Regions from separate parts of the Mus musculus genome. Here all the other regions are linked to region 2. The links are chromatin loops, found by intact Hi-C in ENCODE. Cell type or tissue: left cerebral cortex. All regions are shown on one strand.

Region 1 (5,000 bases), 110 kb after region 2:
TACGACTGTAGATAATCTAAGCTAAATTTGTCACATCTTTATCTAATAGAGACTTGTTTGTTATCTATGTAAAAGAAGTGTTTCTAGGAATCTTTAAAATATTTGAAAAGCTTTCAGTGTTTTAGTTAAATTTGCATTTACTATTCTAGAGGATTATCTTTCTAGGGCCTTAGCCCAGCATTCTACCATTGAGCTACTACTCCCCAGCGCCAGAACATCAGTTGCTTATTTTGTAAAAGTGTCTCAGAGAGCCCCAGGCTGCCTACAAACTTACTGTGTAGCTGATGGTGACCTGAACTACTGCATGCTCCTACTTAGACCTCCCAGCTGCTTGAATTACAGGTTTTTGCCATACTTGGCTTAATGTTCCAACTCTAATTACATATCTTACTGAGGACTTGCTGAGCTGTGTGTATGGAGTAGAGGAACATACATACTTAAGAGCTCACTGCTTGTTTCTACCACTATCTTTTAGAAGAGTTAAATTAACTGAAGACAATAGGGCCAAGCATTAGAAATACTTATATGGTAGCGCAAGCCTTTAATAGTAGCACTTGGGAGGTAGAGGCAGGTCTGAACTCAGGATCTCTGCAAGAGCAGTCAGTGTTTTGGTTTTGTTTGTTTTTATTTTGTTTTGTTTTTTGTTGTTTTTTTTTTTTTTTTTTTTTTTTTTCCGAGACAGGGTTTCTCTGTGTAGCTCTGGCTGTCTTGGAAGTCACTCTGTAGACCAGGTTGGCCTCGAACTCAGAAATTCACTTGCCTCTGCCTCCCAAGTGCTGGGATTAAAGGCGTGTGCCACCACCAACCAGCCAATCAGTGCTCTTAACTGCTGAGCCATCTCTCCAGCCCCACAAACTGAGTTTTATTCTAGAAACAAAATGTAATTGGATATTTAAAATTACTTCAGAATAAAAGCTGAATGAGAAGTTAATGTGATAAAATCCTATCTTTTTCTAACTGACTGTCTTCTAATTTTAGGCTGTCACCCTTGACCCAAATTTTCTGGATGCTTATATCAATTTAGGAAATGTCTTGAAAGAGGCACGCATTTTTGACAGGTAAGAATGTTATGTTTGATCAATTTCCTTGTCTTTCTAGTTTGGACTAAAATGTGGCAATAGCTTCCAGAAGGACATTTATCAGCGTGCTCTCCCCTCCTGCTTCGTCACACTCTATTTCACAGTTTGGTGACTTTTCTTGTTGGTTTTCCTGAATGCTTTTATCCTTACACTTAATTCAGTTGAAATTTCCTTTATTATAAAACTGTTAGATATGATTACCTTTTGGACTGAATTGTTTTCTTGATCTGATTAAGAAAGCTAAGTAAAACTTGACTTTTGACTTTCTTATTTAAAATCAGCTTTTCTTTTTTTCTTTCTTTTTTTTTTTTTTGATTTATTTATTTATTATATGTAAGTACACTGTACCTGTCTTCAGACCCTCCAGAAGAGGGAGTCAGATCTCGTTACGGATGGTTGTGAGCCACCATGTGGTTGCTGGGATTTGAACTCCGGACCTTTGGAAGAGCAGTCGGGTGTGCTCTTACCCACTGAGCCATCTCACCAGCCCCCTAAAATCAGCTTTTCTAATTTATGTGTGTGTATGTGTGTGTGTGTGTGTGTGTTGTATGTACAGGTGTGTGCAGGTGAATGGCACATGGGAGTCCTGAAGAGAACATTGGTGTCTGTCCCCATTGTATCATTTTGTACTTTATTCCTTTGAGGCATTCTTTCCTTGAACCCAGGGTTTACATTTTTGGCTAGGTTGCCAGTCAGTATACCTCAATGATCTCCTGTTGTAGTCCGGTGCTGAGGCTACATGCTTTTACATGGCCATACCTAGCTTGTTAGGTGGGTTCAGGGATCTAAACTCATAAATACACCAAAAATTCTTAACGACTGATCATCTCTCCAGCCACTTCATTTATTTTACTTTATGTGTATGGGTGTTTTACCTGCGTATGTATCTGTTGGCCATGTTGGGAAGCCAGAAGAGAAGGCCTCAGATACTCGAGAACTGGAGTTATACATGACTGTAGTTATACATGGCTGTGAGCTGCCATGTGGGTTCTAGGATTCCAACCAGGGTCCTCTGGGAGAGCAGCCAGTGCTTCTGCCCACTGAGTCAGCTCTCCCCAGCTCTCCAGCCTTTGGTAACTTTTTTGTTGTTAAAGGAAAGCCGAGCAGGAACACACAAATGTTTTTCTCTGAAAATATGTTTTATAGTCTGGCACTTGGGAGGCTGAAGCAGGAGGATTGCTGTGAGTTCAAGGCCAGGCCCTTGATAGAGTAAGAACCTTTCTCAAAAACCATCCTGGGCTTGGTTGTAGTTGCTCACACCTGTAATACTACCACTTGAGAGGCCAAGGGAGGAGGCTTGCTCAGAGGTGGAGGCCAGCTAAAGCTGAACAGTAAATAATCTTATCTTAAAAAAAAAAAACAAAAAACAAGGGGCTGGTGAGATGGCTCAGTGGGTAAGAGCACCCGACTGCTCTTCCGAAGGTCCGGAGTTCAAATTCCAGCAACCACATGGTGGCTCACAACCATCTGTAACAAGATCTGACGCCCTCTTCTGGAGTGCCTCTACTACAGTGTACTAACATATAATAAATAAGTAAATCTTAAAAAAAAAAAAGAAAAGAAAAAACAACAACAAAAAAATAAAACCCAACATATCCCAAAATAAAAACGCAGGGTCAACCATTTTTACTCAGTGGTAGAGCCCTTGTTTAGCATGCATGAGGCCCTAAGTTCAGTTCTTAGCACCACAAAAAATATATTTTATTAAAAATGAGATTTTGATATATAATAAATCATATCAAGTTAATTCTCATTAGTTAAAATTAATTGGCATTTCATTTAATAAACTATTAAGGTTAGTTGGGCGAGATGGCTCAGTGAGTAAAAGTGTAAGCCAGTGACCTGAGTTTGATCCCTGGAACCCACAATGGAACCAACTTCACAAAGCTGCCTTCTACTTGTGCACTGTGGTCCATGGCAACCTGTACACATATCAGAAACACTAATAATAATATGTTTAATTAGTTGCACTTTGTGTATATGTGTTTGTTTTTGTTTCCTCACAGAGCTGTCGCAGCTTATCTTCGTGCCTTAAGTTTGAGCCCAAATCATGCGGTGGTGCACGGCAACCTGGCTTGTGTGTACTACGAGCAAGGCCTAATAGACCTGGCCATTGATACCTACAGGAGAGCTATCGAACTGCAACCCCATTTCCCCGATGCTTACTGCAACCTAGCAAATGCTCTCAAAGAGAAGGGCAGTGTAAGGATTTTGCCTTATTTTTACTTCCTTGTTATGTGGTAGAAAAGAAGAGTCTTCATTCATATTACATACATATTAAGTATTGAGATGTACATATTAAGTACTGAGATGGTTATATTGATTTCCTTTGGAGTGTTGTTTGCTGGGCAGGAGGATACTGGAAAGTGTCTGTTTTCTGGTGTGTTCCCAACCATTAGACTCAATGATGCACCTACTTGAATTACTAGAATAACAGTGGTCTCTTTGATTCTTCTGTGTAGTTTCTGAATGGTTTGTTTCATTTTCCAGGTTGCTGAAGCAGAAGATTGTTATAACACAGCTCTTCGTCTGTGTCCTACTCATGCAGACTCTTTGAATAACCTTGCCAACATCAAACGGGAACAGGGCAACATTGAAGAGGCAGTTCGCCTGTATCGCAAAGCATTAGAAGTATGTTCAGTGCCGTGGCTGGAGGGTTTAGCCTAGCCTGTGTGACAATAGAGGGAAAGCAGTTGTTTGCCTGCCATTCACCTCTGGGTTGATTTTTATTTTATTTTTACTTTTGGTTTTAGTTTTGGATTTTGAGGCAGGGGTTTTCTGTGTAGCCCTGGCTGTCCTCGAACTCAACTGTGTAGGTCAGGCTGGCCTCAAACCCAGAGAGTCCTAAGTGTTGGGGTTAATAAAGGTGTGCCCAACCACTGCTCAGCTGCCATTCACCTCTTTAAGAGGATCATTCATTATTGATGTAAGGTCCTGTGGACATGTAAGACACCCCTATATTGAGCTCATTATGCATAGGTGAGATCTGCACAAAGATTGACCAGTAAGCTAAGTAAAGCTAGTGCAGTGAAGAACTCAGGCCTGTGTCTAGTGGTTAGTAGGTGTGGAGGTTGATAAAAGTGGCATTACTCAGCATGAGTAACAGGAAGAGAGGCATACCTCTCGTTTGAAATGAAGATTGGTATAAAATGGAGAAGCTGTAGAATTTGAGCTACTAGACTTAGAAAAGGCGGAGAGAAGTTGGGATACATGGGGACGTACTCAGGGCTGTGGGAGGTAAAGGAAGATTCTTTCTGCTATTTAATGTCCGCTGTGATCGGAACTCTGTAGGTCTTCCCAGAGTTTGCTGCTGCACATTCCAATTTAGCAAGTGTACTGCAACAGCAGGGCAAGCTGCAGGAAGCACTGATGCACTATAAAGAAGCCATACGGTAAGAAACTCAGAGCTGCTTTCTTTCTATTTTCATTTTTGAGATTATAATTATATCATTTTCTCTTTCCTGCCTCTCCAAAACCCTCCCATAAACCATACCTCCTTGCTCTCAAATCCATGGCCACCTTTTTCATGAATTGTTGTAACGCACATATATGTATATGTATTTATATGCATATATATTTCTAAATATAACTTGTACAACCTGCATAATGTTACTTGTGTGTATGTTTTTAGGGTTGACCATTTGGTGTCGGATAACCAATTGGTGTGCTCTTCCCTACAGAAGACTCTCACAGACTCTCTACAGAAGACTCTCTCAATCTCTTAGTATCACTTAGATTGCCTGTATATCTTTGCATAGGATTGACGCCTATCCCCCCACCCACCCAAATCCAGTTCAGCATCTTTTTGTTCTTTCTCTTTTTGACAAGATTTCTCTAAGTAGCCCTGACTGTCCTGGAACTTACTCTGTAAGACCAGGTTGACCTGGAACTCAGATCCACCTGCCTCTGCCTCCTCTGCCT
Region 2 (5,000 bases):
AGAACGATGAAAACACATCTGAGCTTAGTTGGAGAAGGCACCTTGGTAAGAGCTTTTATCCTTTATGTAATAAAATGTATTTGGCTTATTGGACAGGTTTTTATTTACCGGCTCTTTTGGAAGAGTAAAGATAGGCCACGGAGGATACGGATGGAAGATATAAAGAAAGCCTTTCCTTCACATTCAGAAAGCAGCATCCGGAAGAGGCTAAAGCTCTGTGCCGACTTCAAACGTACAGGTCCTCAGTGTGACTTCTTGTCTTCTCTGATGCTCTTGTACTCCTAAAGAATTATGACAGTCAGTTAAAAGAAATTATAACTAATAGAATAGAAATTGATGGTTGTAAGAGAAGGTACCAAACCTTGTAACTAGAGACTTTGATAATTTGATGATAATTGGTTGCTAGTATAGTCCAAGTGAGTATTTGCATGTCTTACATAAGATGTAAGAAACCTGACAGCAAGGTTTCTAAATTAGTCATATTTAGGGCATTTCATGGTTAAGTGTCAGGTAACTATACTGTTACTTTTGGGTGTTAGAATTCAGAACAGTTTTCCCTGAATCTTTTCCAGGGATGGATTCAAACTGGTGGGTGCTGAAGTCTGATTTTCGTTTACCAACGGAAGAGGAGATCCGAGCTATGGTATCCCCAGAACAGTGCTGTGCTTATTATAGCATGATAGCTGCTGAACAGAGACTAAAGGTGAGCCTCTTCTTGTCAGGCACTGCTTATGCCTAAATTTCTTTTCAGAAAGATAGAAGACAATTCTGTAGAGATTATAGTTACTAGATTATTACCAGTTATTCAACATTTTAAACTGTATGAGGTACTTTGTGTGTGTATGGATTCTAAGGAAAGCTACAGTATAGCTAAGTGGCAATGTGACGCTCAGTGAGGAACTTAAATCATATTGCCTTCCTTTAAAAATGATAGCACAATTGAGTGATGACTGTTTTGTAAAACAAGCAGGAAAAGGGCTTTGCAGCTTCCCGGGGAGGCAGAGATGATAGCTGGAAGTGTGGCTTATAAGGCTGTCTTAGTTAGGGCTTCTGTTGCTGTGCAGACACCATGACCATGGAAACACTTATAAAGGACAACTTGGAATTGGGGCTGGCTTATAGTTCAGAGGTTTAGTCCATTATCAACATGCCAGAAAACATGGTAGCATGCAGGCTCTAAAGAGGTAGCGTGAAGTTCTACATCCAAATTAGCTGACAACAGGAAGACAGAGTGACGCTAGGGCCGGCTTCAGCATTTGAGACCTCAAAGCCCACCCCCCACTGACAGATTTTCTCCAACAAGGCCATACCTTCTGTAATAAGGCCACATCTCCCAGTAGTGCCACTCCCTGTGAGCTTATGGAGGCCATTTTCATTCAAACCACCACAAAGGCCAAAACAGAAAAAGTCCAACTGAGAAATTCTGTAGTGAGAATTTTTCTTTCTCTTTAGCTTAGATTGCTTGGTTTTAAAATGGGTCCTAAGCTATTCACACATCCACATAAGTTCCTTGAAAATGTTTTTTGTCTGAGGGCTAGAGAGATGCTCAATGGTTAAGGGCACTGGCTGCTCTTCCAGAAGACTTGGGTTCAATTCCCAGCATCTACACAGCAGCTCACAACTGTTTGTAACTCCTGTTCCAGGGATCTGACACCTTCACACAGACATATATGCAGGCAAAACACCAATGCACATAAGATAAAAATAAATTATTTTTTAAAAGATTCTAGAAAAAAACTTGTTTGAACCCAGGGCCATGCACATGTTAGACAAGCATTCTGCCTCTGAACTAATGCAGCAAATTCCTTGGAGTCTGGCATATCTTCTAGGAGCTCAACGATCTCAAGGGTGCTCAACAGGAATATATACATTAAAAATGCAGGATCTATTTTCTATGCAGAATATGGTTTGGTATTTTATATTTGGATTTGGTATTCAGCAAAACTGTTTTTGGAGAAAATATGTTTTTTCCTTTGACCTTATTTATGCATAGAATTGTCTTCTTTCAGGATGCTGGCTATGGAGAGAAGTCCTTTTTTGCTCCTGAGGAAGAAAATGAAGAAGATTTCCAGATGAAGATTGATGATGAAGTAAGATTTTACAAATTATTTTTATTTTCTGAGGCAGAATCTTGCTTTATAATCCAGTCTGGCCTCGAACTTTAAATCTTCCTACCTCTGTCTCCCAAGTGTTAAAAGTACAGACATCCCAATATGCCCAGCAACACTTGTTTGTTTGTTTGGTTGGTTGGTTGATTGGTTGATTTGTTGTTGTTTTGAAACAGGGCTTCTTTGTGTAGCTGTCCAGGAACTCATTCTGTAGACTAGGCTGGCCTTGAACACAGAGATCCTCCTGCCTCCCTGCCTCCTGAGTGCTGGGATTAAAGGCATGTACCACCACTACCCATCTTGAAATTTTTTGTCTTTAATTATGTGTCTGTGTGTCTGTGTGTGGGTATGTGCACATAAGTAGGTGTGTGTTGGGGCTGAAGAGATGGCTCAGTGGCTATTAATACTGACTGCTGCTCTTCTAAAGGTCCTGAGTTCAATTCCCAGCAACCCACATGGTGGAGATGGTGACTCACAACCATCTGTGACAGATTTGATACCCTCTTCTGGTGTGTCTGAAGAGAGTAATAGCTTCCCTCTTTTAGAAATTTCTTTTTCTTTTATTGCCTTTTTCCACACAATATATTTTGATTGTATTCTTTCCCCTCTCAAAACTCCTTCCAAATCTTCTGATGAACCTCCCAACACATCCAATTTTATGTTCTTTCAATAAATGAGTATTTTATGTACTCATATACAATTAAATAAATAAATAAATCTTTAAAATGTAGGTGAGTATAGGTGCCTATTGAAGATCAGCTACATTGGATTTCTCTGTAGGCGGAGTTAGAGATGGCTACATTATGTGGGCATTTGGAACTGAACCCAGGTCTTCTGAAAGCAGTTAGCTTTCTTACCCGCTAAGCCATCTCTCCAGTCTGCATTATATTTTTCTTCCCTTTTTTTCTTTTTTCCTCCCCCTTTCCTCCTTCCTCCCCCTTTCCTCCTTCCTCCCTTCCCTTCTCTTCTCTTCTCGTCTCATTCCTTTTCTTTTGTTTTCTTTTCAAAACAGGGTCTCTCTTTATGTCATCCTTGCTGTTTTGGAACTTATATGTAGACCAGGCTGGCCTAGAACTCAAAGAAATCTGCCTGCCTCTGCCTCCCAAGTACTTGGATTAAAGGTGTGTACCACCATACCCAGCTATGTACTTTCATTAATTCAAAGAAAACTTTTAAAGATTTACTTTTATTTGTGTTTGTATGTGTGTGTGCCTGTGTACAGGGTACAAAAGAGGGGATCACATAGATCCCTTAGAGCTGGAGTTTTAGGTATTTGTGGACATGGGCCTTCTTATGTGGGTGCTTGGATCCAATTTCTAGTCCTTGTGATTGTACACCAAATGTTTTTACTCACTGAGCCATCTCTGGCCCTCAACACTTTTTAAATCAGTGCTTCTTGTTATCTTGTTTAAAAAGAAGGTTTTGGGCTAGTGAGATCTGTAATCCCATCACTCTTGAAGCAGGGGGATCAGATATTCAAGGATAAGCTTTACTACCTAGGGAGTTTCAGGCAACCTGGTCTAGGGACCCTATTATAAAAAATCAAAATAAGGGAGCCATGACAATCAAATACAGATGTCCTTTTAACTGTGAGCATCATGAGTGTGGGTACAACACTACCTTCTGAAGTTTTATGGAAAGTGGAGTGAAGAACATCATTGTTTCCTCATATTTCTTATCCTGGTTACACTCTGAGTATCTCTTTAATATCATGATATAAGTACCATAGAAGAGAGCCAGGCATTGGATAGCCACTACATTTAACTTGATAATTTAAGAAATCATGAAAATTACCCTGAGAATCCTTTCCTTTATCTCAGGTTCGTACTGCTCCTTGGAATACTACAAGGGCTTTCATTGCTGCCATGAAGGGCAAATGTCTCCTGGAGGTGACTGGAGTAGCAGATCCTACAGGCTGTGGTGAAGGGTTCTCCTATGTGAAGATTCCAAACAAACCGACACAACAGAAGGTGAGAGTCTAGAAATCAAAATGGAAGGACTGAGGGTTGAGCAGTCGATGAATAGAGTGGAGGGCCTGGACGTGCTTCATTTACCACAATGTCATAGATGCTTACTGTTAGGAGGTCAGCTTCAGATTTTTATTTGTTTCTGTTTGAGACAGGATGATAAAGAGCCTCAGCCAGTGAAAAAGACAGTCACAGGAACAGATGCAGACCTTCGTCGCCTGTCTCTGAAAAATGCCAAGCAGCTTCTTCGTAAATTTGGTGTGCCTGAGGAGGAGGTAGGTTTAGAAGAGGAAAACTCCTGGTAAGAGGTTTTGTATGCAGAGAGAAAAGGTAGGAAGCTAGAAAGAATCGTCTGGAGCTTCATATGCTGTAGAGGCTTTACCAAAACTTGTGAAACTTCTTTTAGGCTTTGATTTTTTTTTTTTTTCGGTTTCTAATCATGGCCCTGTTTTGTCCTTTAACATCCCTGAATGAGTTACATATGTGTAGTTCTGTGTTTCTTTCAGATTAAAAAGTTGTCCCGCTGGGAAGTTATTGATGTGGTACGTACAATGTCAACAGAACAGGCTCGCTCTGGAGAGGGGCCCATGAGTAAATTTGCTCGTGGATCAAGGTTTTCAGTGGCTGAGCATCAAGAACGTTACAAAGAGGAATGTCAGCGCATCTTTGACCTACAGAACAAGTATGTTATATTCATTCAGTACTGTTTAAAGTTTAAGCTAGAATATGGACGTTTCCTAGACATGCTATATTTTGAACTAATAATGCTTTTGTACATGCAAATCACTAACTCTATCTCCCGCTCTCAGATACTATTTTTCTATTTTGGAATGAGATAGCCCTGCTGATCTCGAACTTGCTATGTGGGGTATGTTGGCCTCAAACTTTTGATAATTCTATATCTATCTCCTATGTTCTGGGCCAT
Region 3 (5,000 bases), 120 kb after region 2:
CTTTATATTTCTACCTCACAATTACAGGGTCTCAGGGGTGCACCAACATGCTCATGTAGTTTTTGTCGTTGTTGTTTTGTCTCACTACATGATACTGGATGGCTGGTAACCCAGTGTGTAGGCTCAGCGATCCATATGCCTCAGCCTCCTGAGGGTTGGGATACCATATGCCTGCTTTTCATGTGGTTCTGGCATCAGAACCACTAGGACTTTATATGTGCTAGGCAAAGCGCACTACCAACTGCGCTTCATCACCAGTCTCAGTTCTAACGGTTTTTTAGATAAAACATTTACACATGACTTGATTTTCCTAATGACCATTTATTCTGCTGCTAGATTAATGTCCTTCATAAACCACCATATGAACATCCAAAAGACTTGAAGCTCAGTGATGGCCGATTGCGTGTAGGCTATGTGAGTTCTGACTTCGGGAATCACCCTACTTCACACCTTATGCAGTCTATTCCAGGCATGCATAATCCTGATAAGTTTGAGGTAAGAATGGGTTTTTTGGTGGCTTTACCCTGTCATCTTCAGCATTAACTTCACTTCCTTTTGAGAAGGTTGGAGCAAAGGTTATTGAGCACACTGTCCCCTCCCTGCCTTTCAGGTATTCTGCTATGCCTTGAGCCCGGATGATGGTACAAACTTTCGAGTGAAGGTGATGGCGGAAGCCAATCATTTCATTGATCTTTCTCAGGTAAAACTGTGATCGTTCTGATCCTTCCATTTTTTTTTTCCCCTAAAAGATTTTTAGTTTTATATATAGAGAAACCCTGTCTAGGAAAAAACAAACAAAACAAAACAAAAACAAAACCCTACTGAATAAATAAAAGAATAAATAGTTTAAAAAGGAAATACATCTTGGGTGTTAAGAAGATGAGGATTTCTTTCAAAGAAAGCAAAGGCTATGTGAGGCCCCCATCTCATTAAAAATAAAACAACACAGTAGTAGAAAGTTGCCTTACCTATTTCTGAGAATGTTTGTGTGTTGTTGTTGTTTCTTTCTTTTTTTTCTTTTTTTTTTCTTTTTTCTTTTGGTTTTTCTGTATAGCCCTGGCTGTCCTGGAACTCACTTTATAGACCAGGCTGGCCTCGAACTCAGAAATCCTCCTGCCTCTGCCTCCTGAGTGCTGGGATTAAAGGCGTGCGCCACTACCGCCCAGCTTTGTTGTTTCTTTTTTTTTTTTTTTTTTTTAAAGATTTATTTATTTATTATATGTAAGTACACTGTAGTTGTCTTCAGATACACCAGAAGAGGGCATCAGATCTCATTACGGGTGGTTGTGAGCCACCATGTGGTTGCTGGGATTTGAACTTCGGACCTTCGGAAGAGCAGTCGGGTGCTCTTACCCACTGAGCCATCTCACCAGCCCCCAGCTTTGTTGTTTCATTCTTTTGTAGGGTGGCAGGGGGAGCATTGAGGCAGAGACTTACTATGCTCCTAACCCTGTCTGGCCTGAAATACACAATGTAGACCAGGTTGGCCTTCTGTAGTGTTCCTTTTGCTTCAGCCCTCTATAAGTTCTGAGATTGTGGTAGGTGCTACCATGCCCTTCTGGTTAGTTGTCTTTATTTCTGTGTTTGGCTCTGTTCTTTACTCTGTAAATTTTGTGATGAATTAAAGTTGAAACCTATGGGAGAATTTAATTTGCTGTAGGTTCTATTATTCACATGGGTGACAAGTAAAGAAATATACCTTTAGACATGAATATGTCTAACTAAGTATGCATATATTTGCATGTAAACACATGTATAAATAAGTCACTGGATTGGGGACATAGTTAATGTAGTATAGTGCTTTCCTATTATACATGAAACCCTGGATTTGCTTTGTAGCACTGTATAAACTGGGTGTTATGGCTCATACCTATAATCTCAGCATTTTTAGAGGTGGAGGCAGAGACAGTGGGATCAGGGTTCACGGTCTGTCTGGGCTAGAGACCATGCCTCAAAAATGAAGTCCAGACATGCTCAGTCAACTGTGGAGATCTTGCAGTACTACTCTTGAACCTTCTTTTCTGAAGACTGGGTCTCTCAGTGAACCTGGGGCTAGGCTGGAAGCTAGCAAACTCTGTATCCTCCTGCCTTCAACCTCCACAGACCTAAGGTTTGAGGTGCACATGGGTGGCCACATCTGGCTTTTTATATGGATCCTGGAAGCCACACTCAGGTCATCTTGCTTGTATAGGAAGCACTAGCACTCTTACTGAGTCTGTTATAGTCCTCTGTTTATACCACTTTCCATTGTAATTATATTATGTCAAACTTCTAGTCATCTTTTGTTATGTGGCTTATCTGTCTATTTTTTAAGACAGAGTCTTAAGTATTTATCTCTAGCTGGTTGCAAAGTCATAATGCTTACCTACCAGGCTCGTAACAATGTGCTTGGCCTCTTGTTCATCTTTGAGGCCTATTTCAAATACTAGCTCCTTTCTGGAACTTACTAAGCCATTCAATTTAGATGGAAGCTTAGCTTCCTTTATTTTCTATCTCTGCAATGCTTTGATATTATAGCAGTCCTAAGCTCTATGTTGCCTAGTTCACTGACTTGGTTTTCATCTCCTTTTTTTTTTCCTTCAAACTTAGCCTGTTTTTTTTTCTTTCAAAGAGGTAAACAGTAGATTATGTGAGAGATTTTAATCATGTCTGAGTACACCGTAGCTGTCTTCAGACACACCACAAGAGGGCGTCAAATCTCATTACAGATGGTTGTGAGCCACCACGTGGTTGCTGGGAATTGAACTCAAGACCTTTGGAAGAGCAGTCAGTGCTCTTACCCACTGAGCCACCTCTCCAGCCCCCCCTCATCTTTTTTTTTGCGACAGGGTCTCTTGTAGCTGAGGCTGGTGTTTATCTTCTGATCCTCTTGCTTCTACCTAACAAGTGCTGGGACACAAGAGTGAGCCACTGGCCCTAGCTTTCCCATCTCTTTTTTTCATCTAGGTCTCTAAATTCTGTTTAATGTTATTAAAACCAATTGTATTAATCTAAGATTCTACATCGTTCTTCCTGTGTGTTCCACAGATTCCTTGTAATGGAAAAGCAGCCGACCGCATCCACCAAGATGGAATTCACATCCTTGTGAATATGAATGGGTATACCAAGGGTGCTCGGAATGAGCTCTTTGCTCTTAGGCCAGCTCCTATTCAGGTAAAAGAACAATCACTTACAATGTCTATTGGTCTGAAAAGATAGTGGGTTTTGGGTTTTCTCCATCTGGCTAACTGCTCTGGAAAACAAAAATAGACATTCTTTATTTTAAAAGTGTGTTCTTGGAATGGACGAGGATAGATTTTTAGGTGTAGACATAGTGCCTACCAGTAAAATATCAGTGGAAACAGGCATTTCATGGTTTTCTATTAACAGCTCCTTTGCTTAACACATTTGAAGAACACCTTAACACAAAGTTATTTGGAAAGGCTGCTGGATTGCTCTTGACTAATGAAACCAGCCTCTCATTTATTTACATACATAATTTGAGAGCCTTTTGATGAAGATTCTCGTTTGAAAGAACTCCTTTGGGGAGATGGTTGCTATATCTACAGTAAGTTGGTAGGTTTATGGATGGATAACAGTTGTTAGCTTTTGGTCTGATTGTTTTTGTTTGTATTTTTTTAAGGCCATGTGGCTGGGCTACCCTGGGACTAGTGGTGCACTGTTCATGGATTACATCATCACTGATCAGGAAACTTCCCCAGCTGAAGTTGCAGAGCAGTATTCTGAGAAACTGGCTTATATGCCCCATACTTTCTTTATTGGTGATCATGCTAATATGTTCCCTCACCTGAAGGTAGGCAGAAAACAATGATATGAGGAAACCCCGAGAACTGTGTTTGATCCTCCCTTTGTTGTCCAGATTCACCTTTACGAAAAGGGATGTCTGAATTTTTTTCCATTAGAAAAAAGCAGTCATCGATTTTAAATCCAATGGGCACATTTATGATAATCGGATAGTTCTGAATGGCATCGATCTCAAAGCATTTCTCGATAGCCTACCCGATGTGAAGATTGTCAAGGTCAGAACCTAGTCAGCATTTGTCATTGAAGCAAATCAAATTTGTGATTTTTTTTTTTTTTGTTTATAGTTCATTTTTGTCTTGCTGATTTTTTTTTTCCAGATGAAATGTCCTGATGGAGGTGACAATCCAGACAGCAGTAACACAGCTCTTAATATGCCCGTTATTCCCATGAATACGATTGCAGAAGCAGTAATTGAAATGATTAACAGAGGGCAGATTCAGATAACAATTAACGGATTCAGTATTAGCAATGGACTGGCGACTACACAGGTAAAAGGACTGTAATTATGTATCACATACATGACACCCATCCTTTCCTCTAAGTCTTATGGCCACTCCATTTTACAGAGTAAGAGATAAGCTTATTGGGAACTGGCTCTTTTGAAGCTGTGTCTGGTTTTAAAGTCATTTGGCTTCAGCTATCAGGCTCCTTAGTGAGAACCTACTGTGCTAACATTTTGTATTTGCCTTTCTGTGCACCATATAGTTTTTGCTTCTGTAAACTTATCCTTTCTCTGGCCAAATCCTGCACAACCTTTCAATTCAGATCTTTTTTTGTTTTGTTTTGTTTTGTTTTTTTTCGAGACAGGATTTCTCTGTGTAGCCCTGGCTGTCCTAGAACTCACTTTGTAGACTAGGCTGGCCTTGAACTCAGAAATCCGCCTGCCTCTGCCTCCCGAGTGCTGGGACTAAAGGCGTGCGCCATCACGCCCCGGCTCTTTTTTTTTTTTTTTTTAAGATTATTTATCTTATGTATATGAGTACACTGTAGCTGTCTTCAGTCACACCAGAAGAGGGCATCAGATCCCATTACAGATGGTTGTGAGCCACCATGTGGTTGCTGGGATTTGAACTCATGACCTCTGGAAGAGCAGTCAGTGCTCTTAACTGTTGAGCCATCTCTCCATTCCCCTCCCCCTTAATTTTTTTTAAAAGTCAGTTTAGCTGGGCAGTGGTGGCGTCCGCCTTTAATCCCAG
Region 4 (5,000 bases), 130 kb before region 2:
ATTTTTTGCAGGTTTTTTTAAAAGATTTATCTATTATTATATCTAAGTACACTGTAGCTGTCTTCAGACAGCTACCAGAAGAGGGTGTCAGATCTCATTACAGATGGTTGTGAGCCACCATGTGGGTTGTTGGGATTTGAACTCAGGACCTCTGGAAGTACAGTCAGTGCTCTTAAGCACTGAGCCATCTCTCCAGCCCCCTCAGCCTCCCAACTTTGCTAGTTTTGTTTGTCTGTTTTGAGATAGGGATTCTCAGTATAGTCCTGGCTGTTCTAGAACTCCATCTGTAGGCCAGGCTGGCCTTGAACTCAGAGATCTGCCTACTTCTGCTTCCCAAGTACTAGGATTAGAGGCATTCACCATTGCTAAAGTTTTTTTTTAATGTTTATTTTATTGAAGCATGTGTGTGCATACTTAAGCATGTATCTGAGGTTGTTTGTTTTTTCTTTTATTATTATTAATCATTCCATTAGTTTACATCTCAAATGGTATCCAACTTCCTGGTTACCTTCTCCACCAACCCACCATCCCACATCTGCCTTCCCCCTCCCTTTTATGAGGGTCCTCCCCTACCCACCCACACTCTCCCTGCCACACCACTCCAGCATCCCCATACTCTGGGATATCAAATCTCCCTGGGATCAAGGGCCTCCCATCCTCTGCTACATATGTATCTGGAGCCAAAGATCCCTTTAGGTATACTCCTTGGTTGGTGGTCTAGTCTGGTTGGTTTGTTTTTTAAGGCAGAGTTTCTCTGTAGGTCCTGACTGTTCTGGAACTCACTCTGAGACTAGGCTGGCCTCAAACTGAGAGACTGTCTACCTCTGCCTCCCAAGTGTTGGGATTAAAGACATACACCACAACTGGGTTATGCCTGAATATATGTATGTTGTGGATCGCAAGCCTGCAGGAGCCTGAAGAGGTCAGAAGAGGTGTTAGATGCCCTGAAACTAGTTACAAATAGTTGTGAACTGCCATGTGTCTGCTAGGAATGTAAGCAGCTCCTCTGCAAAAGCAGTACGTGCTCTTAACTCCTAAGCCATCTTTCCAGGCCCCGTGTTACTATTTTTTCCAAGAAAATCATTGCATACAAAAAGTCACAGCTGGGGCTTCAGGGATAGCTCAGAGGTTAAGAGCACTGGACCTAGGTTGGATTCCCAAACTTGCATGGTGGCTATCTGTAACTCCAGTTCTAGGGATCCACCATTGTCTTCTGTCCTCCTTAGGCACTACATGCACTTACATACATGCAGACAAAATACACACATAAAATAATTAAAACAGTCCATGTGTCTGTGGACTACATGCATGTATTACCATCAGAAGCCAGAAGAGGGCGTCAGATCTCCTGGAAACTGGAGTCCCAGCCAGCCACCAATGGGAGCTGGGGTAGGTACCCTAGTCCTCTGGAAGAACAGTCAGCACTCTTTACTGCTGAGCCATCTCTCCAGTCCCCATTAAATCTTTTTTGAAAACAGAAAGGGTCATGGTTTAGAAAGTATTCACCTTTTAAATCATGTATACATATACATGTATGTGTAATTTTGTTGTTATTGTTTTGTGTTGAGACAGAGTCTTAGGTACTGGATACCTTGCTACTCACTGTGTAGTCCAGGGTGGCCTTCTGGGCAAGGAGGCTCCTTTTTCAGCCTCCTGAGTACAGAAGTTAAAGGCTTAATCATTTCTGTTTGATTGTGACAGTCATACGTAGTAAACAGCTGTCATAATTGGATAGTGGATATAGGAGATCAGTAGTAGGGCTGAAACTTCATACTGAAGGGCATTATCTGATCTTGATCCCCCCCATTTTCTTTTTTCATAATAATGTGCTATCTTATCTCAAAGAATTTGGGAACCATTGGGATAAATATACCCACTATAGTAAGTTGTAGCCATATGTTGATGCACACGCACACGCAAACGGGGTGGATTGGGTAGAATATAGCTAGTCTCTACTACTGTATTGAATGGTGCCACAGAACCTTCCCAACATTGTAAGAGGCTTATTAGACAGCACAGTTCCATATCATTGTATCCCCATACAAGGTATAGGTAATGCCTATTGAGATAATCTGCCATCAGGAGTATGAATTAATTACTGAGGATTAACTACTGGTGCCTATCTATTGAACCTTGTAATCCTTGGTTAACCGCCTGGGAGAGCTAGGCATTATGGAATAACGAAGGTTATTATTACCTGATAGGCCTCCTATGGGATAAAGAGTAGGTCTGATGTGAAGACCTCCAACATACTGGTTCAGGCACCGCCGACCAACCTGTTGAGTCTCTCTGCGATGGGAACCTTAGTCTGTTTGGCCTATCGGGTTCTCTGGTTACTATGGAAATGGTGCTAGTCACAGTTCTGGGTAATCACTGAGCTTAAAGTGTCAAAATCGTTTGCCCTCCTGCCTGTTTCTACAATCATGTCCATTTCAGTTACACTTCCCAAACATACCCAGCACTGAGAAAGGAAACTAAAACTGTATAGGGTGTCAGGGTAGACGCTTTGAGGAAGTGTGGAAAAAAAGAAACATGGCGGGGCACATTTTTTTTTTTCAGTAGCAAACGGCTAGCTCTACCACATAGAATACAATGACATTGTTAGTCTTAATTTTGCACAGGCGCAGTGCATAAATTCTCAGCACACGCCTACGTGCACATTTTCCCCCCTTTTCGCTCCGATCTTCCTCTCGCACAAGTTCTCTTCTCTCCTCCTCCCACCGCTAGGTTTTCAGTCCTTCCGTAGGGCCGGGTGAGCCTCTCCTTCCGACCCCCTACCTTCCACTGCTGGCTCCCCCTCCCCCTTCCTTTTCCGTCTTGTGCTCGGCGCCTCTAGTGCATGCGCATAAGCTACGAAGCCTCGCTCTTTGTCCCCATCTGTCGTTCACACGAACCCAAGGCTTTGACAGTCGGTAGCCAATAAACGTTAAGAAATGGCGGACTAATGAGACTTTCTCGGGAGATAAACTTTGACTGGCAGTTCACATAGCCAATCGGGAATCCAAAATTGACCCCCCCCCCCCTCGGGAGGTACCGAGCTCCGTCGGCTCGTTTCCGGCGGTCGCGCGCTCTTTTCTCGGGACGGTGGAGGCCGTGCAGCGTCGCCCATACTCCGAGCAAAGAACTGTGGCCAGAGGGTGAGTTTGGGGATGGCTCTTTGGTTGCTTAGGGATGCGGTGGGGCTTCCTGCGACACTCTGGAAAGGGAGGGGTTGGGGCGAGGCCGAGTTTGCACACGGGCTATGGGTTCCGAAGGCCCGGGAGGCCTTTCCCCCTCCGCACAAGGCCTTCGCAGCCCACCCATGGGGGCCAGAGCGCTCCCTGCTCCCCGCCGCGGGCATTAGCCAATGCTTTTCTTGCTTCCTTGCCCAGACTCTTTGTGCTGCTCACCCCCAATTTTAGTGGCCCTAAGTTGTTGGCTTCTTGAACGCCCTGGGCCACAGGGTGTGGGGTCTATTATACTAAGGCCCTGAAGTCGAGGTTAGAGGAGGAGGCGCTTTGCTTTGTCGGATGCTCCTCCCTAGCCTTTCAAGGCCATTAATTCCTAGAGGGCCTGTGGGGCCCCTGGAGCTATGGATTTTTTGTTGTTGTTGTTTTGTTATTTGAAACGAAAGTGGGAAGTTTGCTAGTTCAGACCCCTTGGCTTTTGGTGCTAAGTTCATGAAACACCCTCCACCCCACCCTTGCACGCGCGCGCGCGCGCGCCTTTTTTCCGAACCCCTTGCTCCTTAAGCTTTTCCTAGGCATTTGTAGGCATCGCTTTTCTAAATTAAAAAAAAATGTTGCTTTCTGTGGCATTACTTTCGAGTATTTTTCACTTTGCGGACGTCTTACTGTAAGCTGACACCTTTCTTTGTGTTTTTAACAGCAGTCGAGGTTAGTGAGGACTGCGAGGCAGACACTTTGCTGTGTTCAAATCCAAGTCAAGGTAGGTGCAGGAGGTAGGGTCATCAGGTAAAGTGCAGGATGCTTAACTAATACAGATTTTACAGATGAGAAATTAATTTGGGGGGCACTTTTCATGTTATTTAAGCTAAACCGTTTTTAGAATCTGAAACTAAAATGTGACTGAGTGGTGTGGGTTTTTTTTTTTGTTGTTGTTTTGTTTTTATAACCCCTAATTATGGCTGTTCTAATAGGGGTTAGTGCTTAAATTTATGTTTGTCCACTTCATTGTTTTTTAAATAAAAAGTCCTAAGAAACTCAGCCGCCTTTACCGTGATTGTATTCTACAGCTTTAACAGTCGCCCACCAGGCAACCATATCAGCCTAGCAAGTTCACACTGGATTTCTCTAGCAGTTTTTCATTTAGTAATTTGACTCTTCTAAAATTGAGAGGACCTTGATTTAGATTTCAGATACCTGTGATTAATATGGTCCTGAACATGTCTGCAGGTATATCACACACAGTAGCTATAGTCTCTTTCATTGTGGTTAATCTTAGGACGTGATAGGAGACAGAAATCCTAACTGCTGATCTCTGTAGTTAGGGTTTGGTAAGTTTATTTCTGCAAAATTATATTATTGCATTTAACATAGGAACATTTCTTTCATGCTTGGTACTTGCTGTGTATACAGTGGTAATTTAGATTCTTTGGGCAGTGCTAACCTTCCTTGGTAAATGGAAACTTATGGAGAAGACTACATGGAAGGGAAAGATTTTGAAATCTGTCACCATGGGGATTTTTATTCAAAAACAAATAAAATAAATTTGGTTGTTACACGTTATCCATGCACTCAGGAGGCAGAGGCAGGTGGATTTCTGAGTTCCAGGACAACCAAGGCTACACAGAGAAAGAGAGAAACCCTGTGTGTGGGGGGGGGGGGGAAGAAAGAAAGAAAACAAGTTCTCCATGGTCAGACATGGTGGCAGAGGCAGATGGACCTCTGAGAGTTAAAGGCCAACCTGGAGTACAGAGTTCCAGGACAGCTAAGGCTATGCTGCGAGATTGGGTCGAAAGGAAGGAAAAAAGAAAGAAAGAGAAAGATTCAATTGTTGGG
Region 5 (5,000 bases), 110 kb before region 2:
GAGACTATTACAGAGATCTGAAACCTGGCTCCATCTGGGCTGTTATCCCCAAATTATTCATAATGCTGGTAAGAGGGACTCGATTACTTGGGGCTAGGTATAAAATTCTTTAGAAATATGTTTAGATGTGGTGGTTCATATCCATAATTCCAGCCAGTACTTGGGAGGCTAAAGCAGGAGTGTCATTAACCTCAGACTGGCCCAGTTTACAGTCTGAATCCTTGCCAACTTCTCATTTCCTGTCTAAAGTATGATAGTTGTCCAGTCTTATTCCTAAGTAGTTCCTCGTGCCAATGTCAGGTGTCGGGAGCATACTTGTTAGGGTATGGCCTCATTAACACTAACTTTCTTCTATCACCCAGATTTCCTCGGCCTGTGACTGTGGAGCCTATGGACCAGTTAGATGATGAAGAGGGACTTCCAGAGAAACTGGTTATAAAAAACCAGCAATTCCACAAGTGTGTGGTCCAGTAGTTGACTTTTATACATTTCTGGGGAGGGGTGGGATGTGTGTTTATATATGTGGTGTTGGTAGTTGAACCCAGACCCTTAACATATTTGTCTTACACTTCATCCCGTAGTTATTTTTCTGTTCTTGAAACTTGAAGGGGTGGTTAAAAGAGGCATGTCTTTGCTGTATACCTGTGTTTGCTTGGCCTTTAAAAGAGAGTGATTCTATGGAATCTTGGACAAAAGTATTATCATACATAATGTGTATTGTCTATAGGGAGAGAGAACAGCCACCCAGATTTGCACAACCTGGCTCCTTTGAGTATGAGTATGCCATGCGCTGGAAGGCACTCATTGAGATGGAGAAGCAACAGCAGGATCAAGTGGATCGGAACATCAAGGAGGCTCGTGAGAAGCTGGAGATGGAGATGGAGGCTGCACGTCATGAGCACCAGGTTATGCTAATGAGGCAGGGTGAGTAGAGGCCTGTAAGTAGGGAAAGTGGAATACATATCAAATACCAGTTTTGTTCAGTAATTTCTTTATTTCTTAGTAGAAAAAGACAAAGTCTCTGTTTTTATTCCCTGAAATACTTTGTTTATCCTAGTAGGGAGATGAATTTGGAGATGGGTATAGAATACTAGAAGAGTCAATGAAGAAAGAAATGGTTAAGTTTGAGTTTACTTGCATGATCCTTCTGGGATTATATATTGTCTTAGTTAAGGGTTCTGTTGCTGTGATAATACACGAAGCATGGCCAAAAGCAGTTTAAGGAGAAAAAGGTTTATTTTATCTTAAAATTTAGGTCACTGAGAGACGCTAAGGCAGGAACTAATGTTGATTAGATTGTTACCCAGGGCTTGTCCATCCCCCCCTTTGTTTATTTTTGGATGTTGATGTTTTTGGGGGTTTGTTTGTGGCTTGGTTTCCTTGGTTTCTCTGTGTGGCCCTAGCTATCCTGAAACTAGTCTGTAGAGCAGGTTGGCCTTGAACTCGAGGTCTGCCTGCCTTTTTGCCCTTTGCCTCTCAAGTGCTGGGATTAAAGGTGTGTACCACCATGCCTGCTCATCCACCCACCATGAGCTGGCCCCTTCCACATCAACCAAGAAATTGCACCGTAGGCTTATCCACTGGCCAATCAAGGTTTCCTCTTCCAGACTGACTATATCTTGTATCTTGCTTGGCATCTTTGCTTTCTGGATATTTATGGGAAATTGTATATATGTAAAGAGAGTTCAAAATTCTCAATCTGTTGCTAGATTTGATGAGACGTCAAGAAGAGCTTCGGAGAATGGAGGAGCTGCATAACCAAGAGGTTCAGAAGCGAAAGCAGTTAGAACTCAGGTAACTTTTTTTTTAAACATTTATTTATTTGTTTTGGGCCTGGTTTCATGCCACAATGTGTGGAGGCCTTCCATCAAATGGTCCTAGGAATTAAACTTGTCATTAGCCTTAATAGCAAATGCCTTTATTCACTTAGAGCTGCATTGGTTCTAGGAATTGCCTAAGGGCTTCCTTAAAGAGAAAGAACTCAATGCTGGTCTCTTAATTTCTTTGAATATTGCCCTTATTCTTGGCAAGCTGTGCTAGCTTTTAATCTTCTTCCTATTCAACTGGTCTACTCATTTTTCCGGTATGTCTTATCTTAAAATACCTTGATGATTCTATAGGCAGGAAGAGGAACGCAGGCGCCGTGAGGAAGAGATGCGGCGACAGCAAGAGGAAATGATGCGCCGACAGCAGGAAGGATTCAAGGGAACCTTCCCTGATGCGGTATATCTCCCATGTGCCTATGATGTGGTAGGCCAGTCATCATATAAGATTATGAAATGTCTGTAAGGGTATTAGGTTATGAGCAACTTTTCTATATTATGAAATTCCTTTTAGGAAAAAAATGTTGGTAGTAGGTGAGGTAAGGTTTGAGGGAGAGAGAGCTCTTGCCATATATAACAAATTTAGGATGGAAATCCGGGACTACTTTGTTTCTTATTTCCAGTGATGATAAGAGAAATTTGAGTCCTGGAGCAGACTTCTGCTAATGTACTGCTACCCTTGTAATTACATGGTTTGCAGCTCTAAGAAGTTAACTATTTCTTCCTCCTGTGGCCTCTAATATAATTTTCTAATAGAAAATTATAATTTGTTACCTGAAATCACTGTACAAATAGCAAGAGGGCATTAGTATGTCATCACTGTTTACTTCCCTTTGTTGTCATCAGTGCATTGTAATAGAGTAAATGGTGTCTTGGACTGTGTTGAGTGTATATTGTTTTTCAGAGAGAACAAGAGATACGGATGGGCCAAATGGCTATGGGAGGTAAGGAGTTAAGAAAGAATGAAATAGTTCTGGTGCCTTTTGGGGGTGGGAATAAAAGGTAGTTAAAAAGTAGAGAGCAGCAAGTATCCAGGAACCAAAGAACTGCCTGTCTGGTTTTGGTTTTGGTTTTTAGGTTGGCTGGCCAGTTATTGTGATCTGCCTGTTTCTGCCTCTCAAAACCAGGGGTAGCAAGCATGTACAGCCCTGCCCAGCTCTTTTTTTGTTCTTTTGAGACATGTTCTTACTGTGTAGCCCTGGCTGTCCTGAAACTCACTATGTAGACCAAGCTGATCTTAACTTAAAGAGATCCACCTACCTCTGCTTCCTAAGTGCTGGGATTAAAAGCTTGAGCCACAATGCTCAGCTTTTGATGTGCAGACTGGGTTTTTAATTGGATTCTCATGCTTGCAGAGCCTTCTTTTTCTTTCTTTCCTTTTTTTTTTTAAGATTTATTTATTATATATAACTACACTGTAGCTGTCTTCAGACACTCCAGAAGACGGCATCAGATCTGATGGTTGTGAGCCACCATGTGGCATTTGAATTCAGGACCTTCAGACATGCTCTTAACCGCTGAGCCATCTCTCCAGCCCCTTTCTCTTCTTTCTTAATCTGCGTTATAGAGCTTCCACCTAGTCTAAATTTAAATGACATCACATTTCCAAGAATATTAGGGCTTATAGGCTGGGCGTAGGGGATTGACTACATACTGAATTGCTCCCTTTGGTAGGGGAAGAGAGTGTTAATGTTTTCCCCCTATAGTGACCATACTACTCTACTTTAGGTGCTATGGGCATAAACAATAGAGGCGCGATGCCCCCTGCTCCTGTGCCACCTGGTACTCCAGCTCCTCCAGGACCTGCCACTATGATGCCAGATGGAACCCTTGGATTGGTAATAAATTTCAGGGATGTCTAGTGTGTGTGTGTGTGTGTGTACACGTGTACATATAGGTGAGCTAGAGGTCAGCTGCTTGTCTCATTTATTGCTCAGGTGCCATCTGAGCAATAAATGACATGAGCATAATGCCGCCTTGAAGTTGCCAGTTAGGCTAGGCTGACTGGTCTGTGAACCGCAGGAATCCTCTGGTTTCCCCAGTGCTGCTGCCATTACAAATACATGCCACTATGCCTTGCCCCTCTCCCCCTTCTTTGAGTCCTCAAACTTGCAGAACAAGCATTTTACCCAACTAAGCTATCTTCTCAGCATTTCCTCCCTCTGACTTTGGTACAGATGCTGATCTTCAGGACTGACTATTGGTATTCATAAAATGGTGCAGATGATTGAAGACAGGATGTGATATATGCTAGGCAACAAGTGTTGTCCCACTATCCCATATCCTTGGTCTTTCAGTTTTTACTCTTGAGAAAATCTAGTATATGCTGTTTTAGCCTTGGGGTTAAACTATAGCCTCTGACTGTGATCTGATTAATTGTTAGTTATTGCTATCCTCTGTAAACAAGTTGCTTTTTTAAAAAGATTTATTTATTATATGTAAGTACACTGGAGCTGTCTTCAGATATGCCAGAAGAGGGCATCAGATCTCATTACAGGTGGTTGTGAGCCACCATGTGGTCGCTGGGTTTGAACTCAGGACCTTTGGAAGAACAGTCAGTGTTCTTAACCGCTGAGCCATCTCTCCAGCCCAAACAAGTTGCTTTGTTGTTTGGGTTTTGTTTGTTAAGGTAGGGTCTCTGTAGTCTAGACCAGCTGGCCTCAGTCCTCCTGCCTCTTCCCTCCCATTGCATATACCACCATGTCTGGCCAGCAGGTTGTTCTTTACATGGGGGAAGTCAAGGAAGGTTAGATATTATGATGTATATATAACAGATGTGAATCCAAGGGCCTTGTGCTTCATAAAGTCCTGAAGTTGTTCTGGTTGTAATGTCAAAATGGAATGGGCCAAAACTGGATAGATGTAAGGTTCCTAAAGAACAATAGTCTGTTTTTCCTGGCTCATGAAAAAGAAATTGGCTAGAACCTATGCAACCTCGAAATGTCAGTTGTATGTAAAATGTGGATAGAAAGCTAAATAAAGATGGATGGATGACTGACTGGAGCCGTAACTAGTAAAGCCTGCCTTTCCTCTCAGGGTTCTCCATTAGAGCTCTAAACAGACTTGGTTGCCTGTCTCCTAACAGTCAGGAGGAGACTTGAGTAGTTAAGTAGAAATGGCCTGTAGTGGGAAGAAACCTTAGATGAGCTAGAACCTGCAGAGATAGATTCTACTGTA

Evidence for each region. A loop is a pair of places that touch in the nucleus more often than their neighbours do. Peaks named below come from ENCODE experiments on the same cell type or tissue, not always from the same donor. Only the 100,000 strongest peaks of a DNase experiment are listed, where the experiment ranks them.
Region 1: a loop joins it to region 2, with 2.9 times the contacts of the local background. A loop is called at or near these places in 29 of 42 quality-filtered maps.
Region 3: it touches region 2 in a loop (4-fold over the local background); 28 of 42 quality-filtered maps call a loop at or near these places.
Region 4: a loop joins it to region 2, with 3 times the contacts of the local background. A loop is called at or near these places in 5 of 42 quality-filtered maps.
Region 5: a loop joins it to region 2, with 2.4 times the contacts of the local background. A loop is called at or near these places in 8 of 42 quality-filtered maps.

Annotation. Positions count from the first base shown.
Region 1 is chrX:101,660,274-101,665,273 of GRCm38, forward strand. It overlaps Ogt (O-linked N-acetylglucosamine (GlcNAc) transferase (UDP-N-acetylglucosamine:polypeptide-N-acetylglucosaminyl transferase)), which reads left to right. Exons shown (of 22, transcript NM_139144.4): 6 at 979-1,058; 7 at 3,086-3,281; 8 at 3,570-3,710; 9 at 4,371-4,471. Among named protein-coding and RNA genes, the nearest start is that of Ogt, 23 kb to the left of the region's middle. In left cerebral cortex, no CTCF peak of the experiment used is centred here; no DNase peak of the experiment used is centred here.
Region 2 is chrX:101,552,594-101,557,593 of GRCm38, forward strand. Taf1 (TATA-box binding protein associated factor 1) reads left to right here. Exons shown (of 39, transcript NM_001290729.1): 16 at 97-238; 17 at 573-703; 18 at 2,010-2,090; 19 at 3,929-4,078; 20 at 4,231-4,350; 21 at 4,582-4,757. Among named protein-coding and RNA genes, the nearest start is that of Taf1, 22 kb to the left of the region's middle. In left cerebral cortex, no CTCF peak of the experiment used is centred here; a DNase peak (open chromatin) is centred at 2,527.
Region 3 is chrX:101,669,421-101,674,420 of GRCm38, forward strand. It overlaps Ogt (O-linked N-acetylglucosamine (GlcNAc) transferase (UDP-N-acetylglucosamine:polypeptide-N-acetylglucosaminyl transferase)), which reads left to right. Exons shown (of 22, transcript NM_139144.4): 13 at 337-495; 14 at 611-700; 15 at 3,028-3,153; 16 at 3,623-3,793; 17 at 3,903-4,019; 18 at 4,122-4,292. Among named protein-coding and RNA genes, the nearest start is that of Gm52429, 24 kb to the right of the region's middle. In left cerebral cortex, a CTCF peak has its summit at 2,690 (motif pointing right); no DNase peak of the experiment used is centred here.
Region 4 is chrX:101,426,626-101,431,625 of GRCm38, forward strand. Nono (non-POU-domain-containing, octamer binding protein) reads left to right here and starts at 3,026. Exons shown (of 12, transcript NM_023144.2): 1 at 3,026-3,137; 2 at 3,868-3,927. In left cerebral cortex, CTCF peaks have their summits at 1,342 (motif pointing right), 2,729 and 2,928; DNase peaks (open chromatin) are centred at 1,242 and 2,908; H3K4me3 peaks cover 2,024 bases; H3K27ac peaks cover 1,451 bases.
Region 5 is chrX:101,442,568-101,447,567 of GRCm38, forward strand. Nono (non-POU-domain-containing, octamer binding protein) reads left to right here. Exons shown (of 12, transcript NM_023144.2): 6 at 363-458; 7 at 728-924; 8 at 1,710-1,794; 9 at 2,121-2,223; 10 at 2,728-2,767; 11 at 3,552-3,661. Among named protein-coding and RNA genes, the nearest start is that of Itgb1bp2, 4.0 kb to the right of the region's middle. In left cerebral cortex, no CTCF peak of the experiment used is centred here; no DNase peak of the experiment used is centred here.